4 separate regions of the Homo sapiens genome follow, and regions 2, 3 and 4 are each linked to region 1. The links are chromatin loops, found by intact Hi-C in ENCODE. Cell type or tissue: ovary. All regions are shown on one strand.

What was found. A loop is a pair of places that touch in the nucleus more often than their neighbours do. Peaks named below come from ENCODE experiments on the same cell type or tissue, not always from the same donor. Only the 100,000 strongest peaks of a DNase experiment are listed, where the experiment ranks them.
Region 2: a loop joins it to region 1, with 5 times the contacts of the local background. A loop is called at or near these places in 109 of 110 quality-filtered maps.
Region 3: it touches region 1 in a loop (3-fold over the local background); 18 of 110 quality-filtered maps call a loop at or near these places.
Region 4: it touches region 1 in a loop (3-fold over the local background); 20 of 110 quality-filtered maps call a loop at or near these places.

What each region holds. Positions count from the first base shown.
Region 1 is chr7:100,893,067-100,898,066 of GRCh38, forward strand. It overlaps ACHE (acetylcholinesterase (Yt blood group)), which reads right to left and starts at 2,822. Exons shown (of 5, transcript NM_000665.5): 1 at 2,736-2,822; 2 at 99-1,186. The coding sequence starts at 1,166. RefSeq lists enhancers at 1-367, 2,639-3,259 and silencers at 2,614-2,663, 2,724-2,873, 4,096-4,175. In ovary, CTCF peaks have their summits at 1,921 (motif pointing right) and 4,201 (motif pointing right); a DNase peak (open chromatin) is centred at 1,868; H3K4me3 peaks cover 2,225 bases.
Region 2 is chr7:101,057,171-101,062,170 of GRCh38, forward strand. It overlaps MUC17 (mucin 17, cell surface associated), which reads left to right. Exons shown (of 13, transcript NM_001040105.2): 13 at 833-1,689. The coding sequence ends at 874. It also overlaps the pseudogene RN7SKP54. Among named protein-coding and RNA genes, the nearest start is that of TRIM56, 26 kb to the right of the region's middle. In ovary, a CTCF peak has its summit at 2,341 (motif pointing left); DNase peaks (open chromatin) are centred at 1,411 and 2,341.
Region 3 is chr7:101,166,985-101,171,984 of GRCh38, forward strand. NAT16 (N-acetyltransferase 16 (putative)) reads right to left here. Exons shown (of 4, transcript NM_198571.3): 4 at 3,512-5,000. It also overlaps a transcript of VGF not described here. Among named protein-coding and RNA genes, the nearest start is that of VGF, 3.9 kb to the left of the region's middle. RefSeq lists a silencer at 1,830-2,000 and an enhancer at 4,569-5,000. In ovary, a CTCF peak has its summit at 2,979; a DNase peak (open chromatin) is centred at 2,987; H3K27me3 peaks cover 113 bases.
Region 4 is chr7:101,135,392-101,140,391 of GRCh38, forward strand. SERPINE1 (serpin family E member 1) reads left to right here. Exons shown (of 9, transcript NM_000602.5): 6 at 103-203; 7 at 324-410; 8 at 1,610-1,693; 9 at 2,014-3,856. The coding sequence ends at 2,051. Among named protein-coding and RNA genes, the nearest start is that of SERPINE1, 11 kb to the left of the region's middle. RefSeq lists enhancers at 1-432, 2,721-3,496. In ovary, a CTCF peak has its summit at 3,059 (motif pointing left); DNase peaks (open chromatin) are centred at 1,621, 2,990 and 3,300; H3K27ac peaks cover 892 bases.

The DNA of each region.
Region 1 (5,000 bases):
TGGGCCTGGAGAAGCCCTCATGCCTGGGTCCCTGCAGGGAGGGGAGGGACCGTTGGGACCCAGAGGAGCCAGCTTCACGCCAGCTAGCCACTAGTTACCTGCAGGCCGTGGAAGTCTCCCGCGTTGATGAGGGCCTCTGGGGTGTCACTGAGGAAGTCTCCATCTACCACAGGCACGAAGGAGAACCGGAAGACGCTTTCTTGAGGCAGCACGTGCCATTCGTGGTTCACCAGGACCTGCGCTGGTCGTGTCCGAAGGCAGGCTACCAGCTCTGTGTCATTCCCACCAGTGCCGCCTGGAGGACAGCCCACAAGGTGGGCCAGCTGCGTGGCCCTGCGACGGGCCTCTCCCATGCCCACCGTGGCCCAGGGTCCATTGGGGGCACCGCTCTGCAGCACGGCCCTGTGGAACAGGCCCCGGCTGGGCGGGGACAGCAGGTGCATGCCCACCGAGGCGGCTCCCGCGCTCTCCCCAAACAGCGTCACTGATGTCGGGTCACCCCCGAAGGCTGCCACGTTCTCCTGCACCCACTGCAGGGCCAGCCTCTGATCCAGGAGACCCACATTGCCCGGGGCCTCTCGGCTCCCCGGCAGGGCCAGGAAGCCAAAGGCTCCCACCCGGTAGTTCATGGACACCAGCACAGTCCTCTCGGCCTGTACCAAGAAGCGGCCATCGTACACGTCCAAGGAGGAGGCCCCACTGTAGAAGCCACCCCCATAGATCCAGACGAGGACAGGGGTGGGGGATGTAGGCCGGGGGTATGGTGTCCACACGTTGAGGTACAGGCAGTCCTCGCTCAGCTCACGGTTGGGGTTCCACATCTCGGTGCCCTCAAAACCTGGGTATAGGGTGTCCACATATTGGTAGCAGACACTCTGGAAGGTTGTAGCGTCTACCACCCCTGACCAAGGCTGCTTGGGCTCCGGTGGCAGAAAGCGACGGGGTCCCATGGGTGGCTCCGCAAAGGGGATGCCCAGGAAAGCAGAGACAGGGCCCCCGGGGGTCTTCAGGCGAATGCCCCGCAGCCGGCCCCCACGCACCGTCACCAGCAGCTCTGCATCCTCCCGGCCCTCAGCCCCCACTCCTCCACCCAGGAGCCAGAGGAGGAGGAGAAGGAGTGGGGAAGCCAGGGAAGGCGTGTGCAGCAGACACTGCGGGGGCCTCATGGCTGCAGGGCAGGCGGCGTCTGCTGGGAGAAAGAAAGGGAAAGGGTGAAGGGTCGGTCGAGAAGCCAGGAGGGAGGAGATTAGGGCACTGTCGGCCCAAGGGTTATCGCTCAGCTGCAGAGGAGGTGGGGCAGGTTGGCAAAGATGAGGGGAGAGAGGGAGGGAGGGAAGGAGACAGGCAGAGACAAGGACACAGGCCAGCGGGCAGGAGGGGAAAGAGATCAGGCAGACACCCATATCCAGACAAATGCAGGGAACAGAGAGGAGCACCCTCTCTGCTCCGCAGGGGTCCACTGCCCTCACCTCTTCCCGGAACTGGGCCGGGCCCAGCTCGTGCAGTGAGGGCACCAGAAGCCTCAGTCCACGAACAGGCCACCCGACAGGGCGCGGCCTCACGGACGGGCAGCGCCGCTGGGGGAGCTTGCGGCGGCCTGAAGCGCAGCCCCGCTCTCCTGGGTCGGCCAGACCCGGGGCCCTGGGGGGCGGTGGGCTGGGCATTCAGGGTGTGGAAGCCTCAGGTCCCGGGGTCCCCCAAATCCTGCCTAGTCCACTCCCCACCCAACCCTGCCCCTTCTCATCCAATGTCTGGCACCGAGCGCTGATGCCCGCGGGTTCCCATCAGCTGCGCACGCTCCCAGCCCAGCCCCAGCAAACAGGCTCGCCAGCCCGCGTCCCCCAGGACTCGAGAGCCCCCCATCCGTCTGAAGCTGCCGTGCACGCCGCCGCCGGCGGAGGGCAGTAGAGACCGAGAAAAGGTCGGCGCTCCCCGCCCCGAGCCAGGAGCCGGGAACTTGGGGAGGGGGCCTGGGGGCTCGAGGGCCTTGCAGAGCCGCCTGAAGGGCGAGCCGGGACGCCTGCGTTCCCGGGACTCCGGAGATCCCCGGCTGCAGGGGCGGGGGCGCTATTTTGGGGGCAGCAGCTGCTACGGTTCCGGCATCTCCAGCCAAAGGATCAAAATTCCCCGGGTGGGAACTCCCCCCTCTCCCGCCGGTCACTCCTAGCCCAGCCCCCGCCGCCCTGAGCGGGGGGTGGTGGTGCTGCTGGAGATTAACTAGGAAACCCGAGTGGCGCTAATTATAACTCGGGGCTTCCGCCGAGCCTCCCCTTCCCAAAAAATAGAGATGGAGTCTCCGCGGGAGGGGGCGTCCTGGGCCTCGGAGGGGGCCTCTGCGGGGCGCTGCGCAGGGGCGCTGGCTTGTGGCCCTGGGGATGGGGGTGCCCAGCCCGGCGCCGGGAACCTGCGCAGCTCGGGTACCGCCCCAATTAGGGGGTGTCTTCCAGTGGCCCCGGACTAGGGAGCGATCGGGGAAGGGGTGCTCGGGGGTCCCCGCGGGAATCGGAGCGCAGAGGCGGCGGCCGTTCCCGCGGGCTCGGGCTCCTGCGTGGGCGTCGGTGAGTGTGAGGCGGCCGGGGAAGAGTTCCGGACGAGTGCGGGGCAGCGGAGGGCGGCGCGGGGCAGGCCCGGGGAAGCGGGAGCCGTCCCGTTAGGGGGGCCTGGACCCCTCGGGGAGCGCACGGTGCCCCGGACCCGGGCCTTAAGGAGAGTCCCGGGCGGGGAGGGAGACTCACCTGAGGCGGCCGAGCCGGGCCGGGCCGGGCCGCGCCGGGAGCTGGAGGCGGCCGATGTTCCCCGGCGCAGGCTGAGCCGACTCTGACAGCCGCCGCCTCCGGCCCCCCGCACACACCCCCTCCGGGCCTCACAGCGCCCCCGCCCGCCCCCGCCCACTGTCTCCGCCCCCGCCCCTCCCCGCTCTCCCGGGTGGCCACCTCCCCTCTCTCTCCCTCCCTTGGAGCCGAGACCCGGAGACCCCGGGGCCCAGACGCACTCCAGTGCCAGACGCCGACCGACGACAGAGCGCAGTGACAGACGCGACCCAAAGACCTGCAGCGGCGGAGTAGACACCCACGTGACAGACAGACGGACAGAAGCCCGTGGAGACAGACACGCGCAGACGGACGACCTCATGCAGTGACAGGCACAGACAAACGCAGGGACGACTTTCACAGACGGACGGACACACTTGGACACCCTGTCGGTCTCGCTCGAGGCTGGTGAAGTTAGCGCAAGGCCAAGGGGTCATGCATCCCCGGCCACGACACAGACGGGTGGCATGGGAGGAGAGGCATGTGGGAGTGTGGCAGAGTACCGTCCCCTTAGGGGTCCAGGTGGCACGGGTGCAGAAAAGGTGACGTGGGACACTCCTGGGGATGAAAGGACACCTGTGGGAATGGAGATGTAAAATGGGATCGCTAGTGGAAATGAGGTGGGAGGGCATGGAGACAGGAGACCCCTGGGGGAGGAAGGGGTGACTTGGGACACCTGAGAAGGCAGGACAGCGTGGTAGCACGCGCAAGGCTGCTGGGCGAGGCCGCACTCCGCGGCGGCAGTGGAAACTTCTGGAACCCCCGCGGGTGGGTCTGTGCTGGTTCCCTGACGGGTGACTTCGGACTTTCGTCACCAGGGTCCGGTCGGGGCATGACATCACCAGGCCTAGCATTCATTGGCCACGCGGCTGGCAGGTGGGAGCGGCCTGGCTCGGGCGCCCCCAGCCTGCTCCGAGGGGCCTGACCCGCGCAGATTGCCCCCCGCCCCGCCCTCCAGGAGTTCACCCGTGTGGACAGGGCTGCTGCAGCGGGGTCCCCACGACCGAGGTGCATGCGGCAATACCGCGCGGCGCCTGCTTCCTGGAGGCGGCCGGCTCAGGAGCCCCCGAGACCCCGCGTGGGAGAGCGGCCGGCGCAGGCCAGCGTCGGGCGTGCGTGCGCGCGCGCGGCGGTGCGGGGCGCGGCGTGGGGTGGGCGCGTGCGCACACGCTCGCTCTAACCGCCGCGCGCCCCGCAGCGCCCCGCAGCGCCTCGGGCACGCGGGCGCCGCCGCCAGGGACCGCGGGCACCGGGTTGCGGGGCCTCGCAGGGGTTGAATCCGGAGTCTTGCCAGTCCCTGGGCCGCGCGGTTCCCGGCTCTCCAAGCTGGGCGGGCCCCACGCCCGCTCGCCCCACGGGAACCGGGTCCCGCAGGCACGGTCACCCGCGCTCCGCTCGCTGGAGACGGCCGCCAGGTGGCGCAAAAAGCAGCCACTCGGGCCTCGGAGACTGGGCTGGGTTGGGGGTGTTGGGGAGGTGAACCCCTCGCCATCTGTGCCCACTGTCTCCGGCTTTCCCCGCCCCAATCTCAGGCAACCCCAAATCCCCTGCCTGGACACCGAGGCTCCTTGTATCCGGCCTTCAGCGTTCTGGCCGCACTAGTTGAAGGCTCCTCACTGGCCAGACCATGTGCCCTAGTTGAGATCCCTGAAGAGCAGATGTAAGGGCTGTGCATGGGGGAGGGGACAGGAGGGTGGATGGTGGGTGTTGCTGCGGGGGGAATGAATCTGAGGCAGGTTTCTAAGCGTGGTAATTATGAATTATTAAAATGATGGGGCCGCGTGTGGCCCCTAGTGCGGTGCCTGTAATCCCAGCACTCTGGGAGGCCGAGACAGGAGGATCGCTTCAGTCCAGGAGTTGGAGACTAGCCTGGGCAACATAGCGAGACTCCCTTCTCCGCAAAAAAATAAAATGATGGAAACAAACTGTGAACGAGTGCTCTGAGGCCTGCCCCAGTCCTGAGGCTTTAGGGATTTTTGGCCCTGCTAGTGATGAAGGCTTGCCCCTGTCACCCTCCAGACGAACTGTGCCACGCAGGTGTCACCTAACCTCTGTCGTCACGAGTTTCTAGGCCTGTACAATGAAGATAGGGAGGGCAGGGATAGTTTATCACCAGGGTTATCATTTCCTGGAACTATCCCTCTTTTCACCTTGAGCTCTCAGCAACCGTTGTCAACACAGGCACCTAAC
Region 2 (5,000 bases), 160 kb after region 1:
TATAACATCAGGTTTTCCCCTCATGATTAAGGCCGAGATTGGTCACTTGGGCAAAAAGTGACCACTCCTTGATCACTGCTTTAATATGATTTAAACTAGATGGATATTTGAGGGTAGGAGAAATAACAAGTGTGAACGTCTTCAGGTGCTATGCTCCCTTGACATAGCCCTTTGGGCAAGGATGAAATCTCCAGCAAGGATAACTGTAAACCTACCTGGCGGGGAGGGGAAGGCACAATTGGTTTGTGCTAGAATCCAGGTAATGGGACAAGTTCTAAACCAACCACTTAGGCCAGGTGCGGTGGCTCATGCCTGCAATCCCAGAACTTCGTGAGGCCAAGGCAGGAAGATTGTCTGAAGTCAGGAGTTTAGGACCAGCCTGGGCAACAAAGTGAGACTCTGTTGCTATAAAAGAAATAATAATCATAGCCAGGTACAGTGGCTCACACCTGTAATCCCGGCACTTGGGGAGGTCGAAGTGGATGGATTGCTTGAGCCCAGGAGTTTGAGATCACCCTGGGCAACATAGTGAAACCTCATCTCTACAAAAAATTTAAAAATTATTCAGGTGTGGTTGTGTGCACATGTAGTCCTAGCTACTTGGGAGGCTGAGGTGGGAGGATTGCTTGAGGCCAGAAGTTACAGGCCATGGTGAGCCGTGATTGTGCCACTGCACTCCAGCCTGGATGGCAGAGTAAGACCCTGTCTCAAAAAAATAATAAAAAATAAAAATAATTAAACAGAACACTTCCTATCCCAATCCTCCTTATGCTTCCAGAATCCCAAATTCCTCATGGGCTGAGCCCTCACTTGGTTTTATCTCTCTTTTCAGATCCGAATTCAGAGGCCTCAGGTAATGACGACATCATTTTAAGGCATGGAGCTGAGAAGTCTGGGAGTGAGGAGATCCCAGTCCGGCTAAGCTTGGTGGAGCATTTTCCCATTGAGAGCCTTCCATGGGAACTCAATGTTCCCATTGTAAGTACAGGAAACAAGCCCTGTACTTACCAAGGAGAAAGAGGAGAGACAGCAGTGCTGGGAGATTCTCAAATAGAAACCCGTGGACGCTCCAATGGGCTTGTCATGATATCAGGCTAGGCTTTCCTGCTCATTTTTCAAAGACGCTCCAGATTTGAGGGTACTCTGACTGCAACATCTTTCACCCCATTGATCGCCAGGATTGATTTGGTTGATCTGGCTGAGCAGGCGGGTGTCCCCGTCCTCCCTCACTGCCCCATATGTGTCCCTCCTAAAGCTGCATGCTCAGTTGAAGAGGACGAGAGGACGACCTTCTCTGATAGAGGAGGACCACGCTTCAGTCAAAGGCATACAAGTATCTATCTGGACTTCCCTGCTAGCACTTCCAAACAAGCTCAGAGATGTTCCTCCCCTCATCTGCCCGGGTTCAGTACCATGGACAGCGCCCTCGACCCGCTGTTTACAACCATGACCCCTTGGACACTGGACTGCATGCACTTTACATATCACAAAATGCTCTCATAAGAATTATTGCATACCATCTTCATGAAAAACACCTGTATTTAAATATAGAGCATTTACCTTTTGGTATATAAGATTGTGGGTATTTTTTAAGTTCTTATTGTTATGAGTTCTGATTTTTTCCTTAGTAAATATTATAATATATATTTGTAGTAACTAAAAATAATAAAGCAATTTTATTACAATTTTCATGGTTCCCAGATCTTTCCTCCTGTTTCCCATAGCTCCTGTTTCTAACCTCCCAGACTCTCTCTCTCTCCTCCAGAACATAAAATCGGATGCTTTTGGGGTTCAAGACAACAAGAGAGAGATTTGCAGTGGAAAGAGGACCATTCCTTGAACTCCACTGACACCATTTGCTGGTGTCCAAGAGGCAAGGCAGACAGACAGACAGACACACACACACATATACACATACACACAGAGGGGGGGGGGGGAGAGAGAGAGAGAGAGAGAGAGAGAGAGAGAGAGAGAGAGAGACTCACTTCCTACCAAAGAAAACCAAATTTTGCAAGCTCTCCTTCTGAAAACGGGCTTTTATTTCTTTCCATACATCTAAAGAGATAGAGACCTGGGTTCTATTTCAAGCTTTCTCGTGAATTCCTTGGGTTAAATCTGGGAAAAATCTATTTGGACTCAGTCTTGCCTTCTGCCGAATAAGGACTAGGTTATTTCTAAAGCCTCTTTCATCGCTGTCCTTCTTAATATTCCTAGGACGCTTTTTAATAATTATTGTTATTCCAGCCATGCCGCTCAGGATTCATTGTATTCTTGAAAGTCTGTCCCACCCGCCACCCGCTTCAAAGCCTAACCTGAGACAGAACCTGGACTCTGCTTCCCCCTACTGGACACTCTGAGCACCTGCAGGCACCATGCCGTTTCTCAGCGGTCCCCTTCTGGCCTCTCCTGTGACAAAAATATTCCGTTACACTTGATCATTTCCATATTTGCCATCAAAATTCTGTTTCTTTTCTTTTCCTTTTTTTGAAACAAAGTCTCACTCTTTCGCAAAGGCCAAAGCACAGTGGTGTGATCACTGCTCACTGCAACCTTGAGCTCCTGGGCTCAAGAATTCCTCCAGCCTCAGCCTCCCAAGTAACTGAGACCACAGATGCCGGCCACCACGCCCGGCTAATTTTTAATTTTTTCGTAGAGACGGGGTTTCGCTGTATTGTCCAGGCTGGTCTTGAATTCCTAGGCTCAAACGATCCAACCACTTCTGTCTCCCAAAATGCTGGGATTCCAGGCATGAGCCACTATGCCCGGCCTTTTTTTTTTTTTTTAATTTTGAAAATTTGCAAATCTACAGGGAAGTTAAAACAATAAAGTTAAAAAAGTGAACCCTACCTGGGCGTGGTGGCTCACGCCTGTAATCCCAGCACTTTGGGAGGCCGAGGCAGGCGGATCACCTGAGGTCAGGAGTTCAAGACCAGCCTGGCCAACATGGTAAAACCCTGACTCTATTAAAAATACAAAAACTAGCCGGGAATGGTGGCGCATGCCTGTAATCCCACTTACTTAGGAGGCTGAGGCAGGAGAATGGCTTGAACCTGGGAGGCGGAGGTTGCAGTGAGCGGAGATCGTACCACTGCATTCCAGCCTGGGTGACAGAGAGAGTCTGTCTTAAAAAAAAAAAAAAATTACACATATATATGTATATATAACAGTGAACCCCATATAACCTTCACCTGGAGTTATCAGTTGTTAACGTTGTGTCCTATTTGCTCTAAAGTGGTATGTATTTTTTCGAATTAAGCAAAATTGGAAATTAAAAATTAGAAAAGTTACAAATAAAAAATTACCACGAACCTGACCTTTTTTTTTTTAATTTTAGACTCAAGGGGTACATGTGCAGGTTTGTTTCAAAGGTATATTGTGTGGTGCTGAGGCTTAGAGTATGAATAAATCTGTCACACAGGTAGTGAGCATAGTACCCAATAGGTAGTTTTTCTCTTTTTTTCTTTTCTTCTTTTTTTTTTTTTTTTTTTGAGACCGAGACTCGCGGTCACCCAGGCTGGAGCGCAGTGGCACAATCTCAGCTCACTGCAACCTCTGCCTCCCGGGTTCAAGTGGTTCTCCTGCCTCAGCCTCCCGAGTAGCTGGGATTACAGGCGTGCACCACCTTGCCTGGTTAATTTTTATATTTTTAGTAGAGACGGAGTTTTGCCATGTTAGCCAGGCTGGTCTGGAATGCCTGACCTCAAGTGATCTGCCTGCCTTGGCGTCCCAAAATGCTGAGATTACAGGCATGAGCCACCACACCCGGCCCCAATAGGTATTTTTCCGACCCTTGACCCCCTCCCTCCTTCTCTGATTTTGGGGTCCCCAGTGTCAGCTGTTCCCATATTTGCGTCCATGTACACTCAATGTTTAGCACTCACTTATAAGCAAGAACATGCGGTATTTGGTTCTCTGTCTTTGTGTTAATTCATTTAGGATAATGGCCTCTAGTTGCATCCACGTTGCTGCAAAGGACGATTTCATTGTTTTATTTATGGCTGCATAGTATTCCATGGTGTACATGTACCACATTTTCTTTACCCAATCCACCATTGATGGGCACCTAGGTTGATTCCATGTCTTTGTTACTGTGAATAGTGCTGCAATAAACGTACAGGTGCAGGTGTGTTGGGGGTAGAATAGTTTATTTTTCCTTGGAGTACATACCCAGTAATGAACAATCCTCAGTTCCCAAAACTGAGCTGAATTCATACATCTTCACTTTCAGACCTGCCTCCTGCCTCCCATAGGCATCTGTGGCCATGGGAGCGGGGACTTAACAGGGCTACAGACCCCACATCCCATCTGGAACTGAAATCTCAGCACCTTCCCACTCTCTCATCCTATCTGTGAAACGGAGAGGCAGGACAGAGCACCCAGACCCATAGGCTGCCCAGGTCCACTCTTGGTGAGCCATTTACTACCTGCGTGAGCTTGGGAAAGTAACTTCTTCTCTCTGAACCTCTGCTCCCTCAGCTGTAAAAACAAAAAACAAAAAACAAACAAACAAAAAAAACACAACAACAACAACAAAACTGAGTAGCTGGGCGTGGTGACTCACATCTGTAATCTCAGCACTTTGGGAGGCTGAGGCCGGTGGATCACCTGAGGTCAGGAGTTTGAGACCAGCCTGGCCAACATGGTGAATTCCCGTCTCTACTAAAAATAGGAAAATTAGCCAGGTGTGGTGGCACACACCTGTAACCCCAGCTACTTGGGAGGCTGAGGCAGAAGAATCACTTGAACCTGGGAGGCAGAAGTTACAGTGAGCCGAGATTGCACCATTGCACTCCAGCCAGGGCAATAAGAGCAAAACAACTCTGTATTCAAAAAGAAAAATAAACCCAATGACCACCTACCATGTGCAAAGTACCTTTCATCATTCCCAGTCCACCAATGAGGGCAACCAAGGCAGACATCCTAGCAACTTGCCCAAGATCATGAAACCAATGGGTATGAGGCTGGGATTAGAAAACAGGGTGGCATCTGGTCAAACCTGT
Region 3 (5,000 bases), 270 kb after region 1:
GGGCACACGCAGGGCACCCGCACCCTGAGACTCTGGAAACCAAGGTCAGGGCTGTCTGTCAGGGTCTTAGAGACTCTTTCAGAAACGGTCCTCGCCCCCCTCCTCACCTCTTCCTGGCACTGACCCTCCTTCTAACCTCCCCCTCCCTACACACACACTCACGTGCTTTCTCTCTATAACCAGCAGTGGCTTCTCGCTTCCATCAGTGGCTCGACTTTCCCAGAAGAAAGCCCATCAGCTCTGCGGGGAAAGAAATGGGGAGGAGTGGAGAGGGAGAAAAGAGAGAAGAGATGGGGGCAGGGGAGGAGGAAGGAATGAAGGGATCTGGAACAGGTAGAAGGAGCAGGCTAAAGGAGAAAAAAAAACTGAGAACCAAGGTGACAGTGGAGATTCCAAAGAAAGGAGGGAAAAGAGGGGGTAGGAGACCCCGAGGCGATGCCTCCCATCCCCACGCACAACTAACCACGGCCTCCCCTCCTTCCTCTCCCCGCCCCCATGTCCCCTTCATCTTCCCAGCCTGGATACAGAGAGCAGTGGGATGGGGAGGGGGTCACGTTACCTTCCTGAGGAGGATGAATCAGAGAGAGATGGCTCAGACATCTGGAGAGGGGGAGGGGAAGCCATCCAAGAGAGAAGGGAGAGGGGAGGGAGGGAGCCAAGGGGGCTGACTGAGTGGCTGATGGGGATCAGAGACCAAGTTGCAAGATGAGAGAAGACGGGCACCTGGAGAAACTGTATTTGCCTGTTGGCTTGTGTATGCACACACACCTGCGTGTACATGTACATGGCTTGTGCATGTGTGTTTATGTGTGTATGGAGATGAATGAGATACATGGCCGGGGCGGGGAGAAAAAGAAAGGGAATGGGGGGAAGCAATTGTGTATTTAATCAGATCAAGAGTGGATGGGCATGGTAGTGTTTCCAATTTAACTATGTGATGTTCTATTCCAGTCTGTGTGGCTGTGTTTGTGTTTGCTTCCAGGTGTGGGTGTGTGTGCACGCGCGCGTGTGTGTGTGCTGGGTTGTTTTTTTTTGTTTTTTTTTTTTATCTCTTCTGCATGCCTGTATGCCCATGCAGTTTGGAGTCTTTGAGCACACCCAGTTCTGGGCATCCGCTGGTGTCCAAAAAGTGTGCCTGGCTTGGTGGTACACAACAATGTGTGTGTAAGCACACACATGCCCCCACTCCACATCCCTCCCTTCCTCCACTTAAGCTCACAAGCCCAGGAGAGTTTCTCAGAAATCAGCATCCCCAAGGCTCCAGTCGTCCTGTCGTGAGGGAGCGGGGTGGATATGAATGCCTGGGGCACAAAAGGCTTGGAGATTCCACAATCTGGGTCTTGACTCTGTCTGCATGGTCTCTGGACTCATTCTGTTTCTGCCTCTCTCCATCCCAGTTCCCTACCTGGGTCAGCTCATTCACACACTACTCGCCTCTACTGGGGGTGAGCTGTGCCCTTCATACCCTGCTGCCTCTAGGGGCTTCTGGACTGGGCACAGGTTCTTGGGATAGGGAAAGGAGGGAGACAGTAGAAAAAGAAAGAGAAGTGAAGAGACTGGGAGAGACAGAGTGCTGGAAAAGGCAGAGCCCATATGGGGACCTAGTTGGGGATGCCTGGTATTGGTTCTGACTTGTTTGTGTGAATCCATCATCTCTCTTTGTATTTGTTTCTAAATCTCCCTCCAAGAGGGTAGCTGGAGAAGATGGGGTCCAGCATCGTAGGGTTCCAAGCTGAAGATGTGGAAAACCAGGAGAGTGGGGAAGAGCACTGGGTCTTTTCCCTGAGAAGGTCTGGGAGAGAAAGAGAGAGCAGGGGCTTGTGGACCCCGAAGCTCACCGGTCCCCTCTTCTCCTCCCCCTCCCCCCAACCGGTGACTCACCTCTGCAGCCTTTAACTGCGTCAGCCATGGTGGAGGGGCAGGCAGGGAGGGGGCACTTTATGAGAGGGGAAGGGGTCTCCACTTTGAACTTACAGAAGATGCTGAAGGCCCCCTGAAAATTGCCCCATTTAGAACACACTCTTGCCCTATCCTCTCCCCATCCCAGAGCTGGGGAATCCTGGGGAAGGGACTGAGGGGTGGGCTGGGGGCTACGGGAGGGTCTGGAATGATGAGTGATGGGAAGGGGGTGCCCACCCTGATTTTTAGTCCTGAGGTCCCATTCGCCCTCAGACCCCCACCCACTCCTGAGTGGGGGAGGGGAGACCCAGCAAGCGGGGGAGGGCAACGCCGCAGAGATGAGTCACCAAGAAAGAGAGAGAGAAAGAGACAGAGATGGGGAGAGACACGAAGAGAGAGCCACTGGAGAGACTAACACACACACACACACACACACTCAAATACACACACAGACACACACACACCATCAAGGTGGTATCCACCAAGAGAAAGAAAACCACTTCTGTCATCCTGAACCAGCCTCCTTCAACTTCCACCTGTCACACACATAACACACTGTCCTACAGAATCACACTGAGATTCGGAGACACACCCACTTACACAAACACAATGTCACACCTAGCCTAGCAGTTACCCAGACCTAGGCTGGAGATGTGTGCAGGGCAATGGAGGTGTGCTCTAAGTGTTCTCACTCATTCCTTTTACCAGGTGGAGGGAGGGGCGCCAAAACCCTCAAGGAATGCGACTTCAGAGACCCAAGACGCGGTTGCAGGGACTCACAGGCTGCGCTGTGCACACTCGACAATACACACAAGTCGCCTGCCTCCCCGTCCACACGCACATAGTAACATATCAAGCATCGTCCTCATCAAAAAGCAACAGAAAAAAAACCACTTGAGGTACCTGATTCTGGGGTACACCAGGCACGTTGTCCCGAATCCATCCCACCCAGACACCCCCTGACTCGTACACACATGTACAGAAACGCAGACACACAAAGACGCCCACGGACACACTCACACGGACGAAAACCACCTTGTGCTGCCTTGCCCGCGTCCGCGCACGTCCTGGCGCCCCCGTGTGTTACTTTGGGGGATCGCAGTCTCCGCCAATCCAGAGCAGGCTTCGCGGGGGCGGTGCCCAGGCTCTCTCCACCTCCTCCACCCACCACGGGTTGCCCACCTAGAAAAGGGGAAAGCGATACCGGCTGGCCACGGGCAAGTCTGGAACTGGGGGTTAGATGCCTGGATCCTGGCTGATGGAAGCTGGTCTTGGATGCCAAGTGGGACTTGGGAGAAGAACTCACAGAATTTGGGTAGCAGCCGACTCCCAGGTCCAGGGAAAAGCGAGGCCCAGGGCGAGTCAGGAGGCCGTGCTGCTGCCCACCTCGGTCCTGAGCAGCGGCTTCTTTCCTCCGCTTGGCAGGGGTGGGGTAGGGGCGCACAGCCAGCAGCCCTCCTCAGAACCCCTCTCCACCTCCCCCCTCTCCCCGGGAAGTCATTAGCCCCATTGCCACAGGGCTTAGAGATCCTCTCTGATACAGGCTGCTGGGGAAAGGGGAAGATAATGTGTCTCATTTCTCCCCATTGGGAAGTGAAACAGACACAGAGGGTGGCCAAAAGGTCCATTTTATTGTCATACAATCGTGGTCACCGTGACAAGGAGGGTGGCAGCGTGGCCAGGCACAGGATGCACCCAAGGAGAGCAGCACAGTAGCAAAACCAGAGCTGCGGAAAGTGGCGAAGCGGCGGCTGCCCCTACCCCCCACCTTGTCCACATTCTTCCACCTGCTGGTGTCCACCTCTGCCCACATCTCGGATCCCATCCCAGCGAACCCCAAACTCACTGTCAACATTCTCCTAGCACCTACGCATTGCCCAACAAGAAGTTCAAGCTAACATCATCCCACAGAGTGAAGTTCTAGGTCATGCTCTAGGCTTGGGACACCCGGGTTCTATTCGCTGGGAGGCTCCTAGCTACTTTGAATGACTTAGAAGTCACTTTGATCTTTCCCAGCCTTCTGTTTTCTCCCTCTGCCTTTGATGTGGGGAACCAGTATTGGAGACAGCGCTGTGCAGATGCAGCTGTTACTACTTGCAATTAAATAGAAGACTCTCAAAGTTCTAAAAGCATAAATGATCCAGAGAAAGGGAGTGGTGTCCAGAAATACCAGGAGGTGGGAATTCCAGTTGCACTAGAAGGCGGCCTGGTTGGAACCAGGAGACAGCCCCTATGCCAGGCTGAGGGACCCGCCCTCCACTGTACCAAACTCTTCAGCTAGAACCACACCACACACACACCACCACCACCACCACCACCCCGCCCGGCTCGGGTGAGCTGGGGCACGGGGGAGCCTGCGAAATAGCAAAGTTGTGCAAAGCAGGAGGAAACCCCAGTGAGAGAGGCAGGCTCAGAAAGTGCATCACCAGATGAACAAGGACCCAAATGGGGGAGCATTCTAAATACATTTCATTTTACAGTATCACTCTCTCTCTCTCTGGATTGCACACTGGGCTGGTGATGGGAAGGAAAACAGGGACAGAAAAATGGGCACTGCGGTGTTAAGCGTCGTAGAGATCCAGCGAGGATGAGGATGAGGGGCTAGAGAGAAGTGGGGAGAGGGCACTGATCTCTGGCACCAGAAGCTTGAGCAGGGGGAGGGGATTGGGGTGTGGAGGGCAATGCAGGACCAGTTTTTAGGGCTTTAGAAAGGGCAGAAGGAAGAAAAGAAACGCGGATTGGGCGGCTGCGCTCGGGAACGAGGCTGGGCATCCCACACACTCCTGAGTTCTTCCACCCACGAGGGGGCAGAAGGGAGAAGCCAGGAAAGGGGGAGTTCACGCCCCGGGTGAGGTGATGGAGAGGGAAGGAAGGACTCTGAAGCCTGTGCGGGGACCAGTTCTTTGGAAAAACAGAGGGTGGATAACAGCAGCTCAAGGCCCCCACCCCCAGCCCCCACCTAATAGTCCGCAAGTTCAGGTCAGGGAGTGGGCAATGGTGTTTGGGGGAGCTAGAGGCAAGATAGTAAGGGCAAAAGGGACAGAGTGGGGGGACCTGCGCCGGTAAGGGCAGGAGGGCAGGAGTCAGAGGGGACTTCCCAG
Region 4 (5,000 bases), 240 kb after region 1:
TGGCCACTTGATTCGGGGGACACCTGGTAGGGGATGGGGAAAGGTGGGAGCTGCCAGCCAGAGGGGACCCCGGCTTGAGCAGCCTCTTGCTGCTATCTGCAGGTTCTCCCTGGAGACTGAAGTCGACCTCAGGAAGCCCCTAGAGAACCTGGGAATGACCGACATGTTCAGACAGTTTCAGGCTGACTTCACGAGTCTTTCAGGTAAGAAGACTTTCCTTTGCATTTTCTCACCCCAGTGGACTGCGGGGGCCCCTAAGAGGAAAAAGGAACCTCTCCTTGAGAGCGGCAGCTGATCTAATCCTGTATCCACATCTGTTTCAGACCAAGAGCCTCTCCACGTCGCGCAGGCGCTGCAGAAAGTGAAGATCGAGGTGAACGAGAGTGGCACGGTGGCCTCCTCATCCACAGGTGAGTCTGGCTCAGGTGAGGCTCCACGGGTGTCGCCTCCATCGCCCTTCAGGATAACTGGTCCCCAGACCCGGAAAGGACCCCGCAGCCCTCTCGGCACAGAGCAGCTCTGTCTGTGCTCAGCCATCACCCACTCCCCACCTGTTTCTCAGCCTGGAAAACGGGCTTGGGACCATGGAACCCTGTTTCCTCGCCTGATGGCTCCTAAGTTCCCTGACTGTGAAAAGGCCTCCTAAAGAAAAACCCAAGTTGTTCCCACAGTGGGAAGTAAACTTAAGAAACATGCTTATCAGGCTGGGCATGGTGGCTCCCACCTGTAATCCCAGCGCTTTGGGGGACCAAGGCAGGTGGATCACTTGAGGTCAGGAATTCGAGACCAGCCTGGGCAACATGGCAAAACCCTATCTCTACTAAAAATACAAAAATTAGGCAGGCGTGGTGGCATGTGCCTGTAGTCCCAGCTACTTGGGAGGCTGAGGCAGGAGAATCACTTGAATCCAGGAGGCAGAGGTTGCAGTGAGCCGAGATCACGCTGCTGCACTCCAGCCTGGGCAATAGAGCATGACTCTGAAGAAAAGAAAGAAAGAAAGAGAGAGAGAGAGAAAAGAAAGAAAGAAAGAAAGAAAGAAAGAAAGAAAGAAAGAAAGAAAGAAAGAAAGAAAGAGAAAGAAAGAGAAGAAAAGAAAAGAAAGAGCTTATCAATAAGCCCTTAAAGGATTTAGATAAATGTGTGTAAGGGAAGAGCTGATCCATTGCTACCAAGCTCCTGGAGGAAACCAGGTCTCAGAGGATGTCCCTAAACTTTTAAGGTTCATATTCAGGAAAACAAACAACTTCCAGCTGGGCTTAGTGGCTCACACCTGTAATCCCAGCACTTTGGGAGGCCGAGGCAGGAGGATCGCTTGAGCCCAGGAATTTGAGACCAGCCTGGGCAATATAATGAGACTGTGTCTCTACAAAAATTAGAAAAAAATTAGCCAGGCATGGTGGCATGCACCTGTAGCCCCAGTTACTTGGGAGACTGAGGTGGGAGGATCACTTGAGCCCATGAGTTCAAGGCTGCAGTGAGCCATGAAGGTGCCACTGCACTCCCACCTGGGCGACAGAGGGAGACCCTGTCTCTAAGAAAAACGGCGGGGGTGGGGGTGGTGCCAGTGCCAGCATCCCTCTGTTCTAAGACATTGTCCCTTCTCTTGCAGCTGTCATAGTCTCAGCCCGCATGGCCCCCGAGGAGATCATCATGGACAGACCCTTCCTCTTTGTGGTCCGGCACAACCCCACAGGTGAGCCTGGAACCCATCACGTTCCACATCCTCCCACCCATTCTTTCTCTCAGGAACTAGTCCCGACAGATGCAGACATCCCTCTATCCCTGAGAGGGCTCTGGGCAGGGAACCCATAACCCTACCCTGCTTCCTGTCCCAAGAGGAGGCTACCTTCTATCACCCACAGACAGTGCCGGGTCCCCGCTCTGTGACTCAGGCAGCTGCGACTCCAGACAGCTCACTCATCTGCCTAGATCTCAGTCCTTCCACCCACATCCAGCCTGATGAGCTGTCCCACTCCTTCTGCTTCTCAACCCCCATGGTTCTTCCACCCTCAGGAACAGTCCTTTTCATGGGCCAAGTGATGGAACCCTGACCCTGGGGAAAGACGCCTTCATCTGGGACAAAACTGGAGATGCATCGGGAAAGAAGAAACTCCGAAGAAAAGAATTTTAGTGTTAATGACTCTTTCTGAAGGAAGAGAAGACATTTGCCTTTTGTTAAAAGATGGTAAACCAGATCTGTCTCCAAGACCTTGGCCTCTCCTTGGAGGACCTTTAGGTCAAACTCCCTAGTCTCCACCTGAGACCCTGGGAGAGAAGTTTGAAGCACAACTCCCTTAAGGTCTCCAAACCAGACGGTGACGCCTGCGGGACCATCTGGGGCACCTGCTTCCACCCGTCTCTCTGCCCACTCGGGTCTGCAGACCTGGTTCCCACTGAGGCCCTTTGCAGGATGGAACTACGGGGCTTACAGGAGCTTTTGTGTGCCTGGTAGAAACTATTTCTGTTCCAGTCACATTGCCATCACTCTTGTACTGCCTGCCACCGCGGAGGAGGCTGGTGACAGGCCAAAGGCCAGTGGAAGAAACACCCTTTCATCTCAGAGTCCACTGTGGCACTGGCCACCCCTCCCCAGTACAGGGGTGCTGCAGGTGGCAGAGTGAATGTCCCCCATCATGTGGCCCAACTCTCCTGGCCTGGCCATCTCCCTCCCCAGAAACAGTGTGCATGGGTTATTTTGGAGTGTAGGTGACTTGTTTACTCATTGAAGCAGATTTCTGCTTCCTTTTATTTTTATAGGAATAGAGGAAGAAATGTCAGATGCGTGCCCAGCTCTTCACCCCCCAATCTCTTGGTGGGGAGGGGTGTACCTAAATATTTATCATATCCTTGCCCTTGAGTGCTTGTTAGAGAGAAAGAGAACTACTAAGGAAAATAATATTATTTAAACTCGCTCCTAGTGTTTCTTTGTGGTCTGTGTCACCGTATCTCAGGAAGTCCAGCCACTTGACTGGCACACACCCCTCCGGACATCCAGCGTGACGGAGCCCACACTGCCACCTTGTGGCCGCCTGAGACCCTCGCGCCCCCCGCGCCCCTCTTTTTCCCCTTGATGGAAATTGACCATACAATTTCATCCTCCTTCAGGGGATCAAAAGGACGGAGTGGGGGGACAGAGACTCAGATGAGGACAGAGTGGTTTCCAATGTGTTCAATAGATTTAGGAGCAGAAATGCAAGGGGCTGCATGACCTACCAGGACAGAACTTTCCCCAATTACAGGGTGACTCACAGCCGCATTGGTGACTCACTTCAATGTGTCATTTCCGGCTGCTGTGTGTGAGCAGTGGACACGTGAGGGGGGGGTGGGTGAGAGAGACAGGCAGCTCGGATTCAACTACCTTAGATAATATTTCTGAAAACCTACCAGCCAGAGGGTAGGGCACAAAGATGGATGTAATGCACTTTGGGAGGCCAAGGCGGGAGGATTGCTTGAGCCCAGGAGTTCAAGACCAGCCTGGGCAACATACCAAGACCCCCGTCTCTTTAAAAATATATATATTTTAAATATACTTAAATATATATTTCTAATATCTTTAAATATATATATATATTTTAAAGACCAATTTATGGGAGAATTGCACACAGATGTGAAATGAATGTAATCTAATAGAAGCCTAATCAGCCCACCATGTTCTCCACTGAAAAATCCTCTTTCTTTGGGGTTTTTCTTTCTTTCTTTTTTGATTTTGCACTGGACGGTGACGTCAGCCATGTACAGGATCCACAGGGGTGGTGTCAAATGCTATTGAAATTGTGTTGAATTGTATGCTTTTTCACTTTTGATAAATAAACATGTAAAAATGTTTCAAAAAAATAATAAAATAAATAAATACGAAGAATATGTCAGGACAGTCACTGCCTTCACCTTCTCCATTTCACACCGGTGGTACAAGAAATCAGAAGCCTAGGCCAGGTGTGGTGGTTCATGCCTGTAATCCCAGCACTTTGGGAAGCCGAGGTGGGTGGATCACCTAAGGTCAGGAGTTTGAGACCAGCCTGGACAACATGGTGAAACCCCGTCTCTACTAAAAATACAAAAATTAGCCGGGCGTGGTGGCTGGCGCCTGTAATCCCAGCTACTCGGGAGGCTGAGGCAGGAGAATCACTTGAAGCCAGGAGGCAGAGGTTGCAGTGAGCTGAGATTGCATCACTGAACTCCAGGCTGGGTGGCAGAGCGAGACTCCCTCTCAAAAAACAACAACTACAAAGACAACAACAAACCCAGAATCAAAATCCTGTTGGTCCATAGACCTCATGGGTGGAAGAGACCTTCCTACATCCAGGTTGGCCCAACATGGGGGAGTCCATGAAATGGTCACCTCAGCTCTGCCACAAGCCCCAAGGATAAGTTGATTCTGCCCCTGGGAATCATCCTCAAAAAGGAAAAAAATGTTCCCCTGCCATAAACTTTCCACTTATGCAGATGGGCCTGCTCGTAAGTCACTGTCACTGTGGGTTCCCAACTCTGTTCATGACACTTCCTTCCAGCACCAAATGCTTCCCACCCCTCTACTCCCACTCCCCATTCTTCAAACCCAGCTCAAGTTCCAGTTCCTCCACCTAGGACTTCCCATGGATCCAGCCAATATCACTCTCAGGTCCGGCGCAGTGGCCCACGCCTGTAATCTCAGCACTTTGGGAGGCCGGGGCAGGAAGATTGCTTGAGGCCAGGAGTTTCAGACCAGCCTGGACAACATAGTGAGACTCTTCCTCTAAGAAAAGAAAGAGAGAAAGAGAGAGAGAAAGACAGAGGAAAGAGAGAGAAAAATAAAGAAAGAGAGAAAGAAAGAAAGAAAAAGAAAAAGAAAGAAAGAACGAAAGAAAGAAAGAAAGAAAGAAAGAAAGAAAGAAAGAAAGAAAGAAAGAAAGAAAGAAAGAAAGAAAGAAAGAAAAAGAAAGGAAGGAAGGAAGGAAAGGAGGGAGGGAGGGAGGGAAGGAAGGAAGGAAGGAAGGAAGGGGATCAAAACATCATCACTCTCA